2 separate regions of the Homo sapiens genome follow, and region 2 is linked to region 1. A link is a loop called in an ENCODE intact Hi-C map of the cell type or tissue named here. Cell type or tissue: CD14-positive monocyte. All regions are shown on one strand. Links, peaks and the distances in the headings refer to the core of each region. The heading gives the core; the rest is flanking DNA.

The links. A loop is a pair of places that touch in the nucleus more often than their neighbours do. Peaks named below come from ENCODE experiments on the same cell type or tissue, not always from the same donor. Only the 100,000 strongest peaks of a DNase experiment are listed, where the experiment ranks them.
Region 2: a loop joins it to region 1, with 2.1 times the contacts of the local background. A loop is called at or near these places in 16 of 110 quality-filtered maps.

Annotation. Positions count from the first base shown.
Region 1 is chr2:64,270,820-64,283,087 of GRCh38, reverse strand. No RefSeq gene overlaps it. Among named protein-coding and RNA genes, the nearest start is that of MIR4433A, 64 kb to the left of the region's middle. RefSeq lists an enhancer at 10,352-10,968. In CD14-positive monocyte, for the core only: a CTCF peak has its summit at 5,538; DNase peaks (open chromatin) are centred at 5,607, 8,277 and 9,427; H3K4me3 peaks cover 5,321 bases; H3K27ac peaks cover 5,517 bases.
Region 2 is chr2:64,131,111-64,141,208 of GRCh38, reverse strand. The region is part of intron 1 of PELI1 (pellino E3 ubiquitin protein ligase 1); the gene reads left to right. Among named protein-coding and RNA genes, the nearest start is that of PELI1, 8.3 kb to the left of the region's middle. In CD14-positive monocyte, for the core only: no CTCF peak of the experiment used is centred there; a DNase peak (open chromatin) is centred at 3,428; H3K4me3 peaks cover 2,515 bases; H3K27ac peaks cover 2,015 bases.

The sequences.
Region 1 (12,268 bases), core at 1,990-9,989:
GAGTTCCCATTCTATGGAGTGGTAGAAACGTATCTCAGCCAACTTGGAGTTTCTTTCCTTCTCTGGCGTTCCTCGACAGTTAAGTTGTGCCAGGTCATTAGGCTGGTGAAGGCCTGTCAGTCTTCCGTCACCTGTCCACAAGGGTGTCCAATGAGACATCTTTTATTCTCATAATTGTAGGTCATTGAGGCACATAGATCACCACTCAGATGAGTTCCTGGTGTCTGTGCCCCTTCACAAATGGTGGGCAATCTCCTTGCGGCTTTCATGTCTCACTTGGGAGCCAGGACTCTGCCTGGCTGTGTAAGAACAGTTTGTTCAGACCCACTGCACAGCTATTTCCCAACCCCACTCCCCACTGGACCTCAGGACAGATGACATCTCTGGTCTCCTCCTGTCCCCTCTACCTCTCCTTCCACAGGCCTGGGGGATATTTTCTAGTCCAGGGGAGACCCTGCTCTCCTCAATCCCCACATCCCCCAAATATTTTGGCTATGACTGGAGTCCTATACAGTTCCCAGGGGGCTTTTAGCCTTTTAGGGACCAGAGCTAGGAAGATTCATTTCTTTCTGTTACATCAACCTTAAAGCAATGGGCACCGAGTGCCAAGCAGCTTGGCCTGAGGGATGGGCAAAGGGGAGAAATAACAGGAAACTAGGACATCAGTAAACATTCAGAAATACTGTATTATCCCACCCCATTTGTTCAATGCCCACCTCTCCCACTCTATTAGTTAGAGTTCTCCAGAGAATTTTATGTATATGTAAAGCCAGATTAAGTCCTTTAGGGGCCCTAAAGCCCCACATAATTTAAAATAAAATAATTACTCAATCATAACTTTAAGAAACTCTTGTAAGTTAGTTTTCTCCAATGATGACTATTTCGATGCTTTGTTTGAGATATCAAACTCTTTCTAAAATTTATTTCTTGCAGGGGAGAGGGAGAGGTTGGCATTTGCTTTGCTGGTGGCTGAATCCCAGGCTTATTCTGCGTTGTGTGTGATCTCATAGTGCCTTCCCTCCGTGGTGGCAGGGGGTCATGGGAAAGCTGGGTAGCAGCTTAGCCCACCTGCTTATGGTAGCCACAGCCTTGACATTCCTAGGAGGCCAGCCTATTATCCACTAATTTAAAAATTAGTTCAACTCATTTCCTTGGAGGAGAAGTAATAAAGCTACTAATCATCTGATCAGAACTTCTATTTCCTTAAGAACTCACGGAATACTTATGACTGATTCATTCCTACATATTTTCTTGTGTTCTTGACATAAGAATATAAGACCAGTCTTATCTGTACATTTCACTTATCCGGCAAGCAGGGTAGGGGAGACTGGGCAAAACCTGAAACCAGAATTGCCTGATCCTTGTCACCTGGTTACATAATGTTCTTGTAACCCAAATAAACTTAATATTGCCCCTTAGAACTTAAAGCATTCAAGGCAAAGTGGACCTTGAAAAGAGTCGATTGTGATTGTAAATAAATCCCAGTAACTACTGCCTTTTCTCTTATTAGCTACTTCTTCAATCCCCATTTTTGCTTCTAGGGCTTGTTAGATTAAAGTATAGTGGTCCCTCAGTATCCATAGGCAGTTGGTTCCAGGATCCCCCCTTGGATACCAAAGTCCCAAGACGCTGAAGTCTCTTATATATAATGGTGCGGTATTTGCATGTAACCTACACACATCCTCCTGTATATTTTAAATCATCTCTAGATTACTTATAACACCTAATACAATGCCTACACAACACTTCATTCATGTGGGTTCAATGTAGTACTCAGTGCATGGCAAATTTAAGTTTTGCTTTTTGGAACTTTGTGGAATTTCCTTTTTTTCCAAATATTTTCTATCCTTGGTGGATTGAATCTATTGATGAGGAACCCATGGATACAGAGGGTCCCAGATGCTACTTGATCTACTCCTTAATCTCTTAACTATGTTGACTGCTATACAAATAATATTCCACTTTGTATAGAAGAGATGTGAGGATGTGAGCTGCACTTGTGCAGCTGTGGTTCCAAAGTTGCAATTAGAAGAAGTTGCCCACCACTTGTGAAGGGGCACAGGCTGTGCAACTGGCCATCTGGGCTGTTTGGGAGCATGGCAAGGACATGGCAACTGCCTGGCTGGCCTCCTAGGAATGTCAAGGCTGTGGCTACCATAAGCAGGTGGGCTAAGCTGCTACCCAGCTTTCCCATGACCCCCTGCCACCACGGAGGGAAGGCACTATGAGATCACACACAACGCAGAATAAGCCTGGGATTCAGCCACCAGCAAAGCAAATGCCAACCTCTCCCTCTCCCCTGCAAGAAATAAATTTTAGAAAGAGTTTGATATCTCAAACAAAGCTTCGAAACAGTCATCATTGGAGAAAACTAACTTACAAGAGTTTCTCAAACTTAAGATTGAGTAATTATTTTATTTTAAATTATGTGGGGCTTTAGGGCCCCTAACGGTCTTAATCTGGCTTTACATAAAGGAAACGCAAGGATAAGATAAAAGGAGGAGTCAACAAGTTAATTCACCAATAAATGTTTAGTGAGTCCCACAGTAGGTGTAATGATGATACAAAAAGCATGTGAACTCTTCCCAAAGCACTTTACTAGTTAGGCCTGTAGGTTATTTGGATGGTGGGGTTGAGGGAGAGTGAAGCTTTTGTAAACCTATACAATGCATGAGAAATAATCTTGAGAAATGGATCGTAAGAACAAAATCAGGCATGAAAGAAAGCTGTTGATGAGAACATAAAAAACCTAGACCAAGGCAAAGAGGGCCTCACTGTGGGTAGAGACACCAACAAGATAACTCCACGTATGTGCCAGACTTAAGTGCAATTGTGGACATACAACAGTAAAACCAACAAACAAACAAACAACACCCCCCACCAATCTCACCCTTATGGAGTTTAATTACTGGTTGTGATGGTAAATTTTATGTGTCAACCTGGCCAGGCCATGGTGCCCAGATATCTGATCAAAAATTAGTTTAGATATTGCTGTGAAGGTATTTTTTTTAGATGTGATAAACATTTAAATAAGTAGACTTTGAGTAAAGCAGATGACCCTTCATAATCGTCTTGGATGGTGGCCTCATTCAAATTGTTGAAGGCAGTAAGAGAAAAGACTGAGATCCTCTGAGAAGGAAAGAATCTGCCTCCTGACTCTGCCTTTGGAATCAAGGCTGCAACATCAAGATTTCCCTGGGTCTCCAGCCTGCCCTACAGATTTTGAACTTGCTAGTCTGCACAATCGTGTGAGCCAATTCTTCAAAATAATCTCTCTCTATATATATATATATAATATATATAATCATATATGTATAATTATATATCCCCACATCCCCCAAATATTTTGGCTATGACCGGAGTCCTCTACAGTTCCCAGAGGGCTTTTAGCCATATATATATAATGTTGTATATTATATATATTATAATATATAATATATATTATAATTATACATATGTAATTATATATATTTTATATATATACACATATATAAAAAAGGCTAAAAGCCCTCTGGGAAGGATAAGACTTTTTTTTTTAATTTTGCATTTGTGAATGTTCCAGGAATTGGAAAGAATTGAACCAGGCAGATTTTAAACATTCACGAGATGATTATATCAATGTGAGTTTGCCTTTGACCATTTAGGGCAGTGGATATACATCAAGTTGTTTTCTTCCCCTACACTGTTCCTTTCTGGAATTTGGGACATGAAATCTAGATTCTATGCAATAATATAGAGCTGAGTTGAGATAAAAAGTTCAGTCAGGACTGAATCCTTAGATCCAGGCAGATAGTGAACAATTTTTAAAGTGGACACAGATAGTGTCTGGTTTTTAAGGTAAATGACCTGTACAATTTGAAGCACACTTTAATTCTCAGTTGTACATTCCAAGTTTCAAAAACAACAATAAAAAACTGAAAAAAGAACTGCAAATCTATTGGCTAAGATAATTTTTTGAAAATAACATACAAAGTAACAAAGAACTGCAAATCTATTGGCTAGGATAATTTTTTTGAAAATAATATACAAAGTAACATGACAAAAACCATATAGTTTCTATAAGAGGCAATTTTATTTACTTGTGTTCAAGTGATGAGGCAAGTAGCTGATAAATTAATTAGATGTTTCAAATAAAGTGGAGATTTTAATTTGTTTCCCTAACTTTGTAGCAGGCAAATTAAATCCTATTTGATGTCTTTATATTCACTAATGAAGAGTGTGTGGTAATGCATCACATATATTCTGGCTGTGCTGTTAATAATGGACATGAGTAACTCCTTAAAATCATTCTTTTTGGAGGCTCTACTGTTGAAAAGAATGAATAATTTTTCTATCTCAAAGCACTCAACAAGAGTTAATGAGGAAAGTAAGAGTGCCATAGGGCTATGTTTGTAATAAAAAGTATCAGCTTCGTGGCGACACCTGCAAAGGTCCCCATATTCTGTAGGAAGTAAAAGAATAGAACCGGGTAATAGTTCACTATTTGACCATATTTGAGCATCTTTTATTTGGAACACAAATGGCTTTCTCTGCTTTCCTGGATCAACATATGAAAAATTTGAGCAAAATATTTTTTTCTTGCCAGTACGTTGAATTTCCAAAAACATCAGTTAAATTCCTAATTGTTGGAATATTACTGTCCCCAATTAAAATGTTTTCAGTTTTCATCCACTTAGGGAAGCAATGAGTAATGAAAACCAATCTCAAAGACAAAGGGAAAAACAATAAGAAAGTCCCATTCCAAATGGAGTCAAGCATCTGGAATTGGGTTAGATTCATTTTTGGTGGGAGACTCTCCCAGACACCTGTCTTTCCATTTCTTTTTGTACTGTGTAACTCCACTGGAGGCTGAGAAGTGCCGGAAAGTGAGGATTCTTCCCACAGGCTAAATATTGGAAGAATCTGTAACACCAAGTGTGGAAAAAGAAAACTCCTCAGTATTCATGCTGTGAAAACTGCAAGGTGAGCCGCTACTGCTGATCCATAAAAACAGGTGAAATCTTATTTCCCGAGGCTTTTTCAGAAAGAAAGAAAGGGTAAAAGGAAGAAAAAAAGGGGGGGAGGGAGGGAAAGAAAGAAGGAAGGAAGGAAGGAAAAAGGAAAGAAAGAGAAAGAAAGAAAGAAAGAGAGAGAGAGAGAAAGAAAGGAAGAAAGAAAGAAGGAAGGAAGGAAGGAAAAAGGAAAGAAAGAGAAAGAAAGAAAGAAAGAAAGAAAGAAAGAAAGGAAAGAAAGAAAGAAAGAGAAAGAAAGGAAGAAAGAAAGGAGAAAGAAAGAAGGAAGGAAGGAAGGAAGGGAGGAAGGAAGGGGAAGGGAGGGAAAGGAAATTATGAGGTACACGGAGCACCAACCAGATGCCAAGTTCATGTAACCAATAGATCTTAGATTCACACTGGGCCCAATCACAGAGGAAGCAATCAGTGGCTAAAGGTGACTAAGCACTTTAGGAAATTATCACCCTGGTTTCTCAAATGGTAGGTCTGATTATATTTTCACATACTGGGTCACGCCTCATGGTGGCACAGCCTCGTCCATGATCACCCCAGAGCTGGTGTGGGCCAGACACCAGAGCCTCCCTGGCTGGAGAAGGACTGTGAGAGACTAATTGTCTATGGAAATGAATGGTTACAGTCACTGGGCTCTCAAAACTGGAATGCAATTTATAAAGCAGAGCATTATTATTCCAAAACCCACATTCTGCAGAGGAAGTGAAACTTCTCCAACTGGTTGGTGAGCTTCTCAGTTGTTTACCTCTGGGCTTCGGTTTCCAAGGGCAACTTATTTCCTAGCCTCGCAGGCCATAGGGAAAGAAATCGAGGGCCCAGGTTACAAAGAGGTATTTGATTTCAGGCACTACCTGGCTTCCCAGAATGCCAGCTTTCACCAGAGTCCATGAGAGGCTGCTCGGGCTGTTCCTGCCTGGGGTCTGAGTTTTCTGGCCCCGTGCTGAGGCAGGCCTCCCCCGCAGACCCTTTCAGATCTACAGCTCTTTCTGATAAACCCAAGACCAGTCCCAACCAAACCAACTGGAAAGGGTCCAGGGTCAATTCTCAAACCCTTTTGGAGACCCTGAGCCCAACCCCTCCCACTTGGGGTGCCTTTTCCATCTCATAAAGGAGTTGAAGAGCAGTCTTTCATTTTTTCTTCCCCTTTGTGTGAGTCCAGGACTTGGAGAAAAGCCTTTCTTCTCCTCAGACCCTCTTTGGAGCAAAGTCCTGGTGGTCTCTTGGATGGGCCAGGTCCCTAAGCTGGGCAGGCAGGTGAGTTCTGGCTGCTGCCCTCATTGTAAGGAAGCATTTGGGTGCCCTCTTCATGACAATACTTGCAGTTAAAATACAGACATCTTATTCAAACAGGAAATTTACATTTTTTGCATTCTTTAGACAGGGCTAAAGGGGGATGCCACAGGAGCAGCAGAGCAGATGAGGAATCTGTGGAATGTGAATGTTTTTCATACTTTTCCCCCTGTTGGTAATCATTTTGTTTCTCTATCCTCCTCATCCCCAGGTGTGCCAGCAGCCCACCTTCCAGAGCCTACCTTCACGCCTCACAAGGAAACAGCTTGGAAAGGACTGGGGCATACCAACATGTTTACGGAATCAGCCTTTGGCATTGGAATAGATCCAGTTTCAAATCTCTAGGCCACTCCATCATTTAACGGATAGAGGTTGGCCAGGCGCAGTGGCTCATGCCTGTAATCCCAGCACTTTGGGAAGCTGAGGCAGGCGGATCATCTGAGGTCAGGAGTTTGAGACCAGCCTGGCCAACATGGCAAAACCCCATCTCTACTGAAACTACATAAAATTAGCCAGGCATGGTGTAGCCATGCGCCTGTAGCCACAGCTACTCAGGAGGCTGAGGCAGGAGGAACACTTGAACCTGGGAGATGGAGGCTGCAGTGAGTTGAGATTGCATCATTGAACTCCAGCCTGGGCAACAGAGCAAGACTCCATCTCAAAAAAAATTTTAAAATAAAGGATAGAGGTAGAAGAGGACTAATCAAAGGGCAAAGAGGAGAATCCAGAAGGCCTGGTGTTAAGAAAGCTAGGAAAAGTGATATTGCCTGTTGCAAAATGGACAGAGAAGGCAGGTAAGTGGACGGGGTCATGAGGGAATCAACTGCAGGAGCTCAGCTGTGAAGGAGAAGAGAGCATTTTATTTTAAAGGAAGATTACTGACCATGTTCCCATACTGCAAGGGAGGGTCCAGAAATGCAGAGAAGAAGAAAAAAGGAATAATGGAGACAGCAAAGGCTCATGAGAGACTGGAGCTAGAGCACCAGTGAGGGCTCTGGGCTGGTGAGAATTCAGCTTTTCTTTGAAAATACAGGAGAGGGCTTGGAAGGTGAGGTGGCTGCAGAAGAGCCTGCAGCTCTGAGGATGAGAATTCAGGGAGTTTGTGAAATAGAAGCTGCTATAGATTGAATGTTTGTGAACACCAGCCCAACTACCAAAATTCTTATGCTGAAGCCTTAATTAATCCACAGTGTGAGACATTGCAAGGTGGAGCCTTTGGGAGGTCATCAGGGTGGAGCCCTCATAAGGAGATTGGTGCCCTTATAAGAAGAAGAAACCAGAGCCCTCTCTTGCTCTGCCAGGTGAGGACACAGTGAGAAGAAGGCCATCTGCAAGCAGGAATGGGTCCTCACTAGGAATCAAATCTGCTGGCACCTTGATCTTGAACTTCCCAGCTTCCAGAACTGTGAGAAATAAATGTCTGTTTTTAAGCTACCCAGTCTATGGTGTTTTATTATAGAACACCATAATTCTATAATAAATTATAGAATTTATTATAGAATTATAATTATTATAAATATTTAATTAATAAATATAAATTATTATTATAGAATAAATTCTACAATTTATTATAGAATTATAGAATTTGCCAACATGGCAAAACCCCATCTCTACTAAAACTACATAAAATTAGCCAGGCATGGTGTAGCCATGCACCTGCATGACTACAGAATTCTATAATTCTATGATAAAATATAGACTATGACTAAGACAGGAGCCTTGGTGGTCTGCCAAGAGAAAGGTGGTCATGGTTGGGGAGGGGACAGCAACACAGCAGTGAGGGTTTAAGATGAGAGAGAAACAGAACAGGAGGAAAGGATGCTGACCAGGGGCCTGTGAGGGGTCACTGTGCTAAGAACCCAGCCGAGGTCAGAGGCCCCAGGTTGTGTAGAACCCAAACCACAAGAGTGTGTATTCCTCTAGCCTCCTTCAGGAGTCCTTGAGTAGGAAGAAAGAGGGAAAATGATTCACAGAGAAAACTGATTCACAGAGAAAGGTTTGCAAGACTGACATAGCAAAAGGAAGGGGAAAGTGGGTTGAGGTTGCTGGCAAGAGTCACAGAAGACACACACATGTATACATATACATACATATATAATTATATAGAATTGTATGTGTATATATAATTACATATGTGTGTATATATATGCTAGAGAGAGAGAGAAGGATTGATCACAAATGTAGAACAGGTCTGAGTTGCTAAAGTGGAGTGGAGTTGAAATTTTTTTTGATAAGGCTCTTATCAAAGAATGCTTCTGGAAGATTAATCTTTTTTTCTGGAAGGAAATAGAGGTAAGTGCACCACTTAGCAGGCTGATGTAATGGTCCAGATCAGAATTAGTAAACACACAGAATGCAAGTTGCAGTGACCCACCTGTGCCTCTGGCAATCGTCACCAATGGACAACCACACTCTGCTGCTGAACTCAAAATCTTTCTCTACACAGTGCTCGGGCAGCCACTACCAATTAGTTGGAATTGGCCCAGGAGATGGAAACTGCTTTCAGTTCTGGTCTGGATGAAAGGTAATAAGCCTGGCCTAGGTTTTTAGCAGCAGGCATGAAGTGACTGCAATGTGGAGCCCACCACAGGGTAAGAGAAAGAACATCTCACAGCCAGCCAGCCTCTGATCACTGGGTTCCCAGAACCCTGAGAGAGCTGAGGGTGGTGCCAGAAACGATCTCTGGACTCAGAATTGCTCTGGGGCACACCCAGAAGGCCAGTTGCTACTGAAGCACCCGAGCTCACCTGGACAGTCTCTCAGAATCCCAGGTCGGTTAGCCTTGGCTGGCTTCGGGAAGTGGAGAATCAGACAAACCACAGATCTCATGACTCAGTGATCTTCCATAAGGGAGTAGATGAGTGTTTCTGGCACTGGCCTGGTAGGAGCTCGTGGGAGGATGCCAATAATTCCCTTTAGTTACTCTGGGTCATGGTGTCCTACTAGCTAGAGCCAGCCTGAGGCCACAAGGAAACAGAAGCAGCTTTGGGCCCATCTCTGAGAAATACCTTTCACTTTATCTAATTCCCTTTCTTTTGGGTGAGCAGCTTCAGCCAGCAGGAAGCTTCATTTCCTTCCTCTCTGCTGGAACTCCTTGGTTCTGGGCCTTTGTTTTTATCAGCCATTGCAAAACTGATCTCTGATTGCACAATATGGGCAATGACATGACAGTGACTGAGACTCATGAATCCCATTAAGCCCAGTGGTGTTAATAGATCAGATATTCATAAAGAGATAGCAGTATTAATCCCTGACTTGTCACCACAACTTCCTTCAGACTGTCATTAATATTAAAAAGAATAAGTCATCGATATGTCATGCTGGTCTGCAGTTGTTTGGGGCCTTTTGTTGTTACATAATGAATGGGTTCCATGTGAAGGCCTCCGGGAGTGGTTTTTGCTGTTTATCTCTTTGTTCATGTTTGTTTATTTGTTTCTCCTTAGGCACTTATCAGAAGAACCAAGAACTGAAGATACAGGAAAAAACTTCTGCAAGTTCAATGTCCAAAAGAGACTAGGATTTAATTGAAACATACAGATCTAGAAAATCAAAGTCTGATTAAAAGAGTTAACAAAAGAAAGCACAACACTAAGGGGTGTGTGTGTGTGAGAGAGAGAGAGAGAGAGAGAGAGAGACAGCAGGGCAGGAGAGAGGGTAAGAGAGCAAAACAGCTTTGCAGGGGCAGGTGATGGTGTGATTTGAAATGCCTATGAGATGCACATCTGGCAGGTCTGAAGCCTGCAAGTAACACATGGAGCAAGTTACCCATCACCCTGGCATTTCCTCAAGTCTAAGCTATATTAGCGTCCAGCCTCCCACACTTTTTTGTGCATCCTAACCTAATTAGTTAAAGATTACATTCTCCTGTGTGAGTGGCAGAGTCTCTTGGGTACAGTCTTTTGGGCTAGGACCCAATAGATAGCAGTGGCTGTGTCATTTTAGATAGCAGTGGGAATTTGGTAATTGATTTAAAAACAAGTCGGCCGGGCTCGGTGGCTCACGTCTGTAATCCTAGCACCTTGGGAGGCCGAGGTGGGCGGATTGCCTGAGCTCAGAAGTTTGAAACCAGCCTGGGCAACACAGTGAAACCCCGTCTCTACTAAAAATACAAAAACATTAGCCGGGCGTGGTGGCATGTGCCTGTAGTCCCAGCTACTCAGGAAGCTGAGGCAGGAGAATTGCTTGCACCTGGGAGGTAGAGGTTGCAGTGAGCCAAGATCGCGCCACTGCACTCCAGCCTGGGCGACAGAGCGAGACTCTGTCTCCAAAAACAACAACAAAAAAACAAGTCAACAGATACACGCAAAAGTTCCCAAGGTGTAGGCCACATTCCAAACAGGGTTTTAATGGCTACCTACAAGTTTCCTAACCCTGCTTCCCCCCAGTTCAGCAGAGGGATCTTTCCTCAGCTAGCAGGCATTAATTGAATACCTATTAATGAATAGGAAGGAGCCATGGAGTAAGACAAGCTGACCTTAGTCAGTTTACAGACTGATTAGGGAGGTAACATGGGGCAGGGGGTGCGTCTGTGAATTGAACTACAATTACTAAAGAGCATGCAAGATGTGCTGGAAAGAAATGTGAGGTCCAGAGTAAGAATGTGACAAGTTTTTCTGAGAACAGCCTATGAACTGATTCTAAAAACGAAGCAATGGATTGTTTTAGTTTTAAAAATAGCTTTGGATTTTTAAATCACAAAATAAATAACAATTTGTTATAGTAAATTAGAAAAAAAACAGGTTTGAAAAAAGTTTAAACTTACAGACCATCCCACCACTGCAAAGCAACCAGTGGGGCATCACCCTGAACCCTGGGCCCCATCTTTTTTTTTTTTTTTTTTTGAGGCAGAGTCTCACTCTGTCACCAGGCTGGAGTGCAGTGGTGTCATTTCGGCTCACTGCAACCTCCGACTCCCTGGTTCAAGTGATTCTCCTGCCTCAGCCTCCCAAGTAGCTGGGATTACAGGCACATGCCACCATGCCCAGCTAATTTTTGTATTTTTAGTAGAGACGGGATTTCACTATGTTGGCCAGGATGGTCTCCATCTCCTGACCTTGTGATCCACCCACCTCGGCCTCCCAAAGTGCTGGGATTACAGGTGTAAGCCACTGCACCCAGCCCCATCTTTATCCACTGCTTTACACTTCCTTCTACCACTCCTGTCTGATCTACTTCATACCTGTGCAGTGTCTTCATTAGATTTCATTTGACCAAATGTTTCTACTGCTAAAGCAAATTTCAAAACTACTGCTAAACACCTGGTCCAGGTAAATTCCCTGACTCTTGCTTTCCCTGCATCATTCTCCTCTGATCAGCCTCCAGTGGCAACCTCCTCACCTTGGCCATTCTGGGCTGTCTTGGTCAGTTCAGGCTGCTATAACAAAATTCCAGAAACTAGGTAGCTTATAAACAATGGGAATTTATTTTTCATAGTTCTAGAGGCTGGGAAGTCCAACATGAAGGTAAATCCTGTGTCTGGTGAGGATTCATCTTCTAGTTGTAATCTCACATGGTGAAAGGGGCCAAGGAGCTTCTTTGGGTCTGTTTTATGAGGGCACTAATCCCATTCATGAGGGCTCCACCCTTGTGACCTAATCACTTCCCTAAAGGCCCCATTTCCTAATACCATTGCCTTGGGGGTTAGGATTTCAATATATGAATCCTAGGGGGACACAAACATTCAGATGATAGCAAGGGCCTTCTGCTTCTGGCTACAGTCCATCTTTACAGCTTGATGTCCCATCACCCTCAACAAGACCCTGTCTCTGGAATGCCATATGCATGTTCTTACTGCCAACCTTTTGCTCACATCTTTCCACCATGTTATGTGACCAACTCTTCTCTTCAAATATCTCCATACCGATTCTATAATCTGAGTTTGCCTAGCTCCACTGACCTATGAATCACAGCAATAGCAGCTCCCCCCATTGCATCTGGCCACACCTGAGTGATGCAGAACCTCTGGGCCCCTCAAA
Region 2 (10,098 bases), core at 1-8,000, 140 kb after region 1:
AAGAAAACCTGATGAAGATGTTTTTAAATAATACAATGTAAAGATTGTTGGCAGCATTTATATATAAGGGACAAAATTCTAGTTGAAGTCTATAAACAGTGAATTCCACTTAGCACTTTCTGTTTATAGATTTCTAGCCATCTTTTCCAGATTCCCTCTGAATATATTACACAGGCAAAGTAAATAGAAGTCATTCTTTCAAGGGATTTGGGTTCTTGGAGATTTTTTTACACTTGTGGTAGTGGGGGAGGGGAAGTGCTTATTATATTTTCTTAGTTTTAAGTGTGACCTGTGCCATAGAATATTTCCCTAGACTAATGTGTGGGAACCTCAAGACAAGAATTATTGGTCATTGAAAGATCTGGATATGATTTCAAGTTCTGCCCCTAGGTTTTTTTTTGTTTGTTTGTTTTTTTTTTTTGCATGTTGTCTTGAGTAGATCACTTCTATTTTTCCTTCAAAGGCTGAAAATAACTGCCTAACATACTATGTTTAGTAGGTCCTAAATACTTTTTGTTGTTTAATGAATTTACAGGTAATAAAGAGAAAGCACAGTGTTTCTTGAATGGATGTCAGGGAATTTCTAATTTTTTTCTTTTTTGATAGAAAAAAGTAATCAAAACATAAACATCTGATTGGAGTCTTTCAGTTAGCTTACCTACCTTCAGAAATAAGCCTAGAGAAAGAGAGCTTCATCTGGTAGTTTAACAGAAATGAATTGTAAATGACTCTTAAGAAGAATTGACAATTTTTCGGAATGTTGTACTAGATGTTTTAGATTCTTTTTGCCACATAAACTCCACTTCAGAGAAATGGGGTTCTACATAGTACTCTTGTATCGCCCCTGTAATACCTTTACACCTCAAAATACCAGTTGCAGAAAAATAGAATGTGTTGCTGATGCCTATAAATGGGAAAATCCTGACATCTGTCTTCATCCTCCAGTTAATCTTCATGTAGTTTTTAAAAAAATTAATTCAACACACATGTAATTTACTTCCTTTTCAGAAAATTTGTTGCTAATTTTTATTTTATAATGAGCCTCTTGGGATGTTGCTAATTCTAAAAATATGTAATACCCGCGGTTTCCCACCATCTTCTGCAGTTTCTTTTTCTATTATTTTTTTGGCTACAGTTTTCTTTTTCCCCTAAGCTGTCTAAAATAAGCTAAGAAATGTTTAAATGTAGTTGACAAGAAACACAGTCAGTAATTTATCATGCTAAAATTTCAACATACAAGGTGCAATGAAATCTGTTTTAGGGATAGTACACTTTTGAAGGGGGCTAAAGCAGGGACAGCAAATAAATTTCGTTTGGGGTACCAAATCTGATTGTTTAGTGGTGGCTGCCTAGAGTGCTGTGTTTAGAAAACTGGGAGTCCTTGTTCAAACTTAGCAGGAAAGAGTACTGTGATTAGCAATTTCTGCTGTTGGTGAGCGGTGGACTTTTGGCATGGATGCCAAATACATTCAGTGTTTATTGATGCCGTTTACATGTCACAGGTCTAGATGCTGATACCTCATAGACTAAAATCTCTGCTTTCATGGTGTTTACATTCTAGTAATAAGACACAAACCATAAAATAAATAAAATACATTGCGTTTTAAGAAAAATGGCTGGGCGCAGTTGCTGACACCTGTAATCCTAGCACCTTGAGAGGCTGAGGTGGGAAGATCCCTCTTGTCCAGGAGTTCAAGACCAGCCTGGGCAACGTGGTGAGACCTTGTCTCTACAAAGAAGTTTCTTAAAAAATTAACTGGACGTGGTCCCAACTACTCGGGAAGCTGAGGTGGGAAGATCACTTAAGCCTGGGAGATTGAGGCTGCAGTGAACCATGATTGCACCACTGCACTCCAGCCTGGGCAACAGAGCGAGACCCTGCCTCAAAACAATAGAAGTTAAAAAATAAATAAAAGAAAAATGACCTGATTTATTCAAAAAATTAATAGCAAGAAATAGGGAGGGAGAACTATAAGATTAAAAGAGACTTAAGAGGCTTTTCCACCAAATGCAATGTATGAAGCTTAGTTCTATCCTGCTTTGAGCAAACTAACTGTAAAAAGACATTTATTCAAAATTGGGGAAATTTAGACTCTGGATATTTAATGAAAAGGATTTGTCCATTTTTTCAGGTGTGAGAATGTACTTTTTAAGTGTTCTTTTAGAGATGTATAATGAAGTGTTTACAACTTAAAATGTGATGTGTGGGTTTTTACTTCAAAATATTGAAAGGGAGAGGAACATAGATGAAACAAGATTGGCCATATATTGAAAATTGCTGAAGGTAGATGCTATATGGATACATGAGGTTTCTTACTTCCTCTTTATTTTTGTGTATGTTTGAAATTTCCCCTAATAAACAGTTTTACACACAAACAGGAAAATAAAGCAGGGAAGGGGAAGGGAGAATAAATGGGATATGTGTATGAGGTTCGGAGGAGGATGCAGTTTTTTGCTTTTTGTTTCTTGTTTTTTGTTTTTGAGATGGAGTTCTGCTCTCATCACCCAGGCTGGAGTGCAGTGGGGCGATCTCAGGTCACTGCAAATTCTGTTTCCTGGGTTCAAGTGGTTCTCCTACCTCAGCCTCCTGAGTAGCTGGGATTACAGGCACACGCCACCACGCCCAGTAGAGTTTTGTATTTTTAGTAGAGACAGGGTTTCACCATGTTGGCCGGACCGGTCTGAAACTCCTGACCTCAGGTGATCACCTACCTCCGCCTCCCAAAGTGCTGGGATTACAGGTGGGAGCCACCACACCTGGCCAAGATGCAGTTTTAAAGGGTAGTGAGAAAAGACTTCATTGAGAAGATGATAAATAGTTAAAGTGAGTAATGACCTGAAGGAGGTAGCACAGCAAGCCTTGCAGGTCTCCTTGGAGCAAGACATTATACACAGAGGGAATAGTAAGTGCAGTGGCCCTGAGATGGGAGCGTGCCTACAACTGCAAGAAACTACAAGAAGACAAGGGTGTGAGCCAGGCATAGTGGCTTGCACCTGTAGTGCCAGCTACTCAAGAAGCTGAGGTGGGAGGATCATTTGAGCCCAGGAGTTCCAGACCAGTCTGAGCAGCATAACCAGATCCTGTCTAAAAAAAACAAAACAAAACAAAAAAAACTAGCGTAACTAGATCAGGGTGAGCGTGAGTACATAAAATCAGCATCAGCATGGGAAAGGAAGGTTAGAGAAGACTAAATTGTGTAGGGCTGGTTATCCATCTTTAAAGGAAAAATATTTTATACACTTATCTAAAATAAGTCTTATACTTTAGAGTAGTCACCATGGAAGCTATACACTTAACAATACTAGCATTACTCAATATTTTTAGAAAAAAAAATTTTTTTTGTCGTCTAAGCCAGTTTAAGAGCCACACGTGAAAATAGCTCATTACTTTGTATTTGCTCCTTGTTTTTAAGGAAAAAAGGGGTGATTGGCCACGTGATATTTCATGTTATTTATCAGATATGACTCACAGAGGATCTTGACAGAAAGAAAATGGGAAGTAACTTGAGGCTATTTCTAAAAATCAGATCCAGTCTGAGAAGGCAGTTATTGTTTGTAAAAGTCAGATCCACCCATAGACTAAAAAGGAATTTTAATAATGTTGTGGATAATTGTAGCATCATTTGGAATAAGGGTATATAACCTCTGAGAGTGACTAGTATGGAAGGCACCATACTAATTTGGATATTTTAAGGTCTCACAAAATGCGCACACACACACACACATACAAGATCATATACAATTCTTAATACTAAGTATCAAAACAGTAATTTCAGGTAAATTTCATTTATATTCTGCATTCAAGACTAAAGGGATGGTATTTAAAACACAGTGAAATTGTTTAAGTCTTGTCGCTATGGCATACACTTGGGGAAGGAACTAAAAGACTAACACATGTTAGTGTTAAGAGATGAATCTGGTTCTTAAGTCTTCTTATATTCATGCTTCATTTCTCAGATTAGTAGTTGTTTTGAGAACATTCTGATTTACCATAAGAACTGTTTTTATTAAAAAAGGCATAGGAAAAATTGGATCTCATCTAAATGTTTAAATGCCCCCAAAAACCTCAATAAATATGGATTGTAAAAATCTACTCTCAGGACAATATACATGTAGGATTACTAATTTTGAACAATTACTATACTAGTTCATTCTTTAGAGGTACAGTTTTTCCAACCTGAGAAACTAAACATTTCAGTGATTTTTACTCTCCTGATAATATTGAGTAAAGAAAGCCATTCTTTTTCTTGTTATTTATGTCCAATGGTGGGGGAGCACAACGTTTTCATTTGTTTTGTTTTGTTTTTGAGACAGAGCCTTGCTCTGTCACCAGGTTGGAGTGCAGTGGCACAATCTCGGCTCACTGCAACCTCCACCTCCTGAGTTCAAGTGATTCCCCTGCCTCAGCCTCCCAAGTAGCTGGGATTATAGGCGCACACCACTACGCCCAGCTAAATGTTTGTATTTTAGTAGAGACAGGGTTTCACCATGTTGGCAAGGATGGGCTTGATCTCCTGACCTCGTGATCCACTGCCTCAGCCTCCCAGAGTGCTGGAATTACAGGCGTGAGCCGCCGCGCCCAGCCTCATTTGTATTTTTAACCAATCATTTAAAATGTAATGCCATGAAGTAGAACTTATGAACTTTTATTATGTAGTTAATTACATAGTGACCACTAAGAATATAAGTATATAACTGTGTAAGGAATACTTTAACAAAGCTTCCTATTTTAAACATTTTTCAGTAAATTGTTAGGAATCTAGTTCTTTAATTCACTCAGAGTTTTTGTCCCTTTAGTGTGTGTAGATGTATGTATGCATGTGTATGTATAGATAGCCAGACTCTCTTACCATATACTGCACATACTATCAGGGCTGAGCTGCTAGACTAGATTATTTAACGTATTTTAAACACTAGTTTGTTAACATGGAACAACTGAGCCCATATTTAATTCCTGGGCTTTCCATTAACTCTGAAAGTCTTTTAAAACCTTTGATTCATCTAAAAAAAAAAAGTGGCAGTGGTTTTTCATAAAGATCTTTGAACTTCTATGATGATGACCATACTGAAGTGTAACTTATTTTAGAAAGCTTTCATTCAGGCTGTTGATTTGCTGGTAAGATCATGAATCTGTTTTTCATTTCCATTTTTGTGGAATAAATGAATAACTTCTGACGGAAGAGAAAGAGAGGGAAGGCAGCAAGAGAAGGAAGGAAAGGAAGAAATTGGATCTCACAAAATAGTAAATATAAGTATGGATAATTCTCTGAACTTGGATGTGCTTAAGTGTCTATGACCTAATGAGCTAAGGCTCAGATGTGTAAATTAAGTAGAGAATAGAAGTAATAATACACCTTGCATTTGAAGAGAAGTTATTGCTTTGCAAAAGTGCATCTTACATTTCATGTTGACTTAAACCTTATGACCATGATAAAATCTATACTTAATTTTGGAAATAATAATGAGTAACAATAATTGAGAGATTATTTGAAAATTCAATCTATTAAGCTTTGTAGATTTTTACAGCAACAGGTTCAAGGTTATTCTTCTCAGCTTGTGCATTGCAAGATACTTGTAATTTCCTGCCTGTCTCACTTTCATCTATTCATTACTCTGCCAATAGCTCTCTTTATCATCCTTTGCCAGCTTTAGTCATGCCTATTGCTCTTCAACAGCGTTTTCTATGTTTGTCTGCCATTTTTATACTTATAAAGTAGACTTGGAATGAATTAAGGTTATAAAGTAGTAACCTGTGGATGGCAAGTACAATACTTTTCCTATTTGTGCCATACTTAATCTTTTTAAACTTTCCTTGCCTATTTCTGGTGTGTGCCTTGGTGGAGATCTCTCATCAGACACTAAGAGATAACTACATGACCTGTAGGATGCAATACTTTTTTAACTCAATAATGTAGGAAACAGTAGGAAACAGTTTGAGTTTAAACTCAAACTCATTGAGTTAATCCTGCATCCATCCAGAACCTACATACCTAAACTAGCAAAGTTTGATAGTAAAATTAACAGCCTAGTGGAATTTCAAAAACTATTTTCAGCTCTTGATGTTTGTTGTCTTTTCTAAAAATGTCAAACAATTGGGGACCTCATCATTACTGTAATACTAACCATATATGACCTTAGGGGAAAACTGTACTTCTGTTGAGCATCTCTTTGACAGTCAAGAGGAAAAGATAAAAAGATAAGTAATGTGGTAAAGAAGGTTATAACTTCTTCCTTCCACAAGAATGAATTATGAAGTGACTGGCCCTGATATTTTTCTAGTAACTCATTGTAGTGCTCAACATATCATTTGGCTTAATCTTTAGAAGGCACAGTTTAATTTTATTTTTTAACAATAAGTGAAAACAATTGAAAGTGCTTTGTTGGTTTTTCAAAACTTTAATGTTGAATTCCTGGTTCTTGGCAGATACTATCCGTAGTATTTCATGTTCCTCTGGGTTTATTTCAGATTTAATGAACTGCATGTACTGGAAGCACTAAAAGCTGATTGGCTTTAATTTAGACTACAGTTAGCATGATGGATTTTTCTTTGAATTGTTCTCACTGTCATTCTTTAAATTTACCATCAAAGGATCAAAACATCCAAATTACAAAACTAAGTTTATCATTCATGAGAAAATGTGTTAAATACGTATCTTTTGTAAAGTAGCGGCTGCTTCTAATTAGAAACCGGTCCTATAGACATACCTTATGTATCAAAAAGCTTTTTAAATATACTTACTGCTTTACTGTTACTTTCATTTAAAATAGGATGATTCAGTTTCTGAACTAGCCCTGTCTGTTCTCCAAAGGAACTAGGATGAATTTTGAGGAGGGGCTCTTAAACTTTGAGCAGATCTGTAACTTCATTGAGAGCAGACATTTTTAAAAATTCATCACTGACATTTATTCAACAAAAAGAAGATCAGATTTTGCTAAAGCCTTTTGGTTGTGTCTCTTTTAGAAATAACGTGTTGATTTAGTTGCATATAGTTCAGCTCTTAAGGACCAGTCTTTAAGGCTTTAGCCAGAATTTGTCTCCTAAAGCTGACTTTAAAATGGCTTCCAAAAGGATTTGCTGAGTTTCAGAACTGAGTAGGCTGCTAATGATTCAGTAGGCCCCCTCATTTTCCTCCTACTCCTTAAATTGAAGGCTCCTTCATACCATCTAGGTACCCTGAGTCATCATGGATAAACTCTAAAGAAGAATTGTCATATGGAAAAACTCTACATGAAGTAAGAATGTCAGAAAGCAGTCTGAGTCAGAGATCATTCATTGCTCACAATGATAAAATCTATAGGTTGTGGGCTTCATTTTAAATCTTTTAACATACTTCCATGTATGTCCTTATTATAGGATTATAAATCCTATAATGCCCATAAAACCATCTGAGGTGTTTATTCCCAGTTAATTTCTAATTGGTTTGGTTTTTATTATCTATTACATGAAAAGGATTTTGTATTTTTTATTGAATAAATAGAGAGGAGAGGCAATATGATACAGGATAAAAACCACTATATCAGAAGTTAGGGGACCTGGAGTTCTGGTTTATCTTCTCAATATGTGACCTTATATATTTCATTTAACCTCTTTGAGCTTGAGTTTCCTTATCTTTACAAGGTCAGTAACTCCATCACTCACACCCTCTTTGGAACCAACCCATGGCAGATACAGCTAGTAGCTGTATCTGTATCGGTATCTGTATCCCAAACCAGTTTCAGGTAACTTTTTTATACAGCACTGTCAGAAACTATATATATAATTGCCATTCTGATGAAATCTCTTTGTCATCTCAGCTATATTGGGTCTCTTCCAGCTCCAGGATTCTATGACTTTAAATAATTTGCCTATAGAAAGTCTCTCTCTTCTATCTATACTGTCTCTTCACATTGAGTGCTCAGGGTTGAAACTCACTGTATGAGCTTAAGAATTCTTTGTAGTCAGGGATAGCATGTTTATGTTTCATTTAGTGATGTTAAAACAAATGATTGAAGAAAACTCATGGGGGTACTTAAAATTCCAAATGAAATGGTAACAAATAACAATGTTTAGTGCTAATTTGATGGAAACTCATTTTAAGTTCTAAATGTTTATGGCACAGACCTCAGGTTAGTGAAATTCGAAGTGATGTATTTGTCTGGAGGGCACATGATGAAGACATAGGAATTCTAGACCAAGAAATAAAGAGGCCTGAGTTCTAGCTTTGCAAACTGTTTTTTTAACCTGGTTAGTGTCTTCATCTATTGTAATGGTATCAGACCAGTGTTTTTCATTAATGTATTATACAAATTACCTAAGGATCATATTATAATGCATATGCTAATTCAGTAAGTATGGCTGGGGCTTGAGATTCTTCATTTTTAGCAGGCTTCTGGGTGTGCTACTGCTATAGGCCATGGACCACACTTTACTTATAAAAGTACTATGCCATTTCCAAGGCTCCTTCTGGTTTAAAGGGTCTTTAAACTATAACTCCACTTCTTTTTCTCCAGCTCTTTCGTATCACTATTAAATTTGTACTTTTTGAAACCACATATTCCTAGACTTATTCCCTATTTTCTCAGTCTGAGAGCTCCATTAATTTTGTTGTTTTTCCCTTTCCAGAATGAACTTGACATAGGTGGTCATTCAAGTTAAAGCTAAGGTAGTATAATAGAGTCTTTAATAAGAAGAAAACTTTATTCAGATGCCTCCCCCACTAATTGGTAGCTCTTTTGCCTTGGACAGTTGACTCAGTTTACTTAATCTCAAGGTTCTGAGAACAAGCCTCACCGGGACTTATTAAATCCCTTATCCAAAATGCTTGGGGCAAAAGGTGTTTTGGATTTCAGATTTTTTCAGATCGTGGAATATTTGCATTATACTTGGAAGAGCATTTCCTTTGAGAGTTGTGTTAGCACTTGAAAAGTTTCAGGTGTTGTAGCATTTTGGATTTCAGATTTTCAGATTAGGAATGCTCAACCTGTATCTTCCTGGTAAGGTTGTTGAAAGGAATAGAGATAATATATAAAGTTCTCAGCACGATGTCAAGCATAAAGTAGGTACTCAAGAATTGGAAGCTATTTTTATTATTTCTACTGGCATCCTGACTTGGTCTAGTGGAAAGAGAAAAAGGAGGGGGAAAGATCTGTTGCCAATTCAGTACCTTTCTCTGTGAGCCAATTTAAATTTTCAACTGCTTATTAGACATATTAACTAAAATTCTTCAAACTTACCATAGTGAAAAAGACCTCTGTTTTCTTTCCATATCTGTTCTGCCTCCTACAATACTGGTAGAGATTACTGTTTCTGGCTGGGTGCAGTGGCTCATGCCTGTAACCCCAGCACTTTGGGAGGCCAAGGTGGGTGGATCATTTGAGGTCAGGAGTTCGAGACCAGCCTGGCCAACATGGTGAAACCCCATCTCTACTAAAAATACAAACATTAATTGGGCGTGGTGGTGTGTGCCTGTAATCTGAGCTACTCCTGAGGCCGAGGCAGGAGAATTGCTTGAACCTGGGAGGTGGAGGTTGCAGTGAGCCAAGATGGCACCACTGCACTCTAGCCTGGGCAATGGAGTGAGACTCCGTCTCAATTTAAAAAAAAAAAAAAGAGAGAGATTACTATTTCACTCTCTACATGCCGGTTAGGATCCTGTCGTTTCTGCCTTTGTTTCTCGAGTACAGTTGGCCTTCTGTATCCATGGAATCTGCATCTGAGGATTGAACCAAGCATGGATCAAAAATATTTGGAAAACAAATATAATAAAAAATAACAATACAACAATAAATACAACTAAAAAGTACAGTATAACAACTATTTTCATAGCACTTACATTTTATTAGGTATTATAAGTCAGAGGTCCCTACCCCCAGGGCATTGACCTGAACCTATGTGTGTATATATATATGTGTGTATATATATATATGAATTGCTAGAACTTTTTGACCCCTGAGAGCTTTAAGAATATATCAAAATTTAAAATTTGGCACTACTTTAACAAATTTAATATAATATCTTATTATTAATTTTCCTATTAGCTTTAGTAATGAAATTTGTTGATAGCTAGTTTTTTAATGTCTTAAGCAAACTGTGCTTTTGGACCAAGAAATTCATAAAGA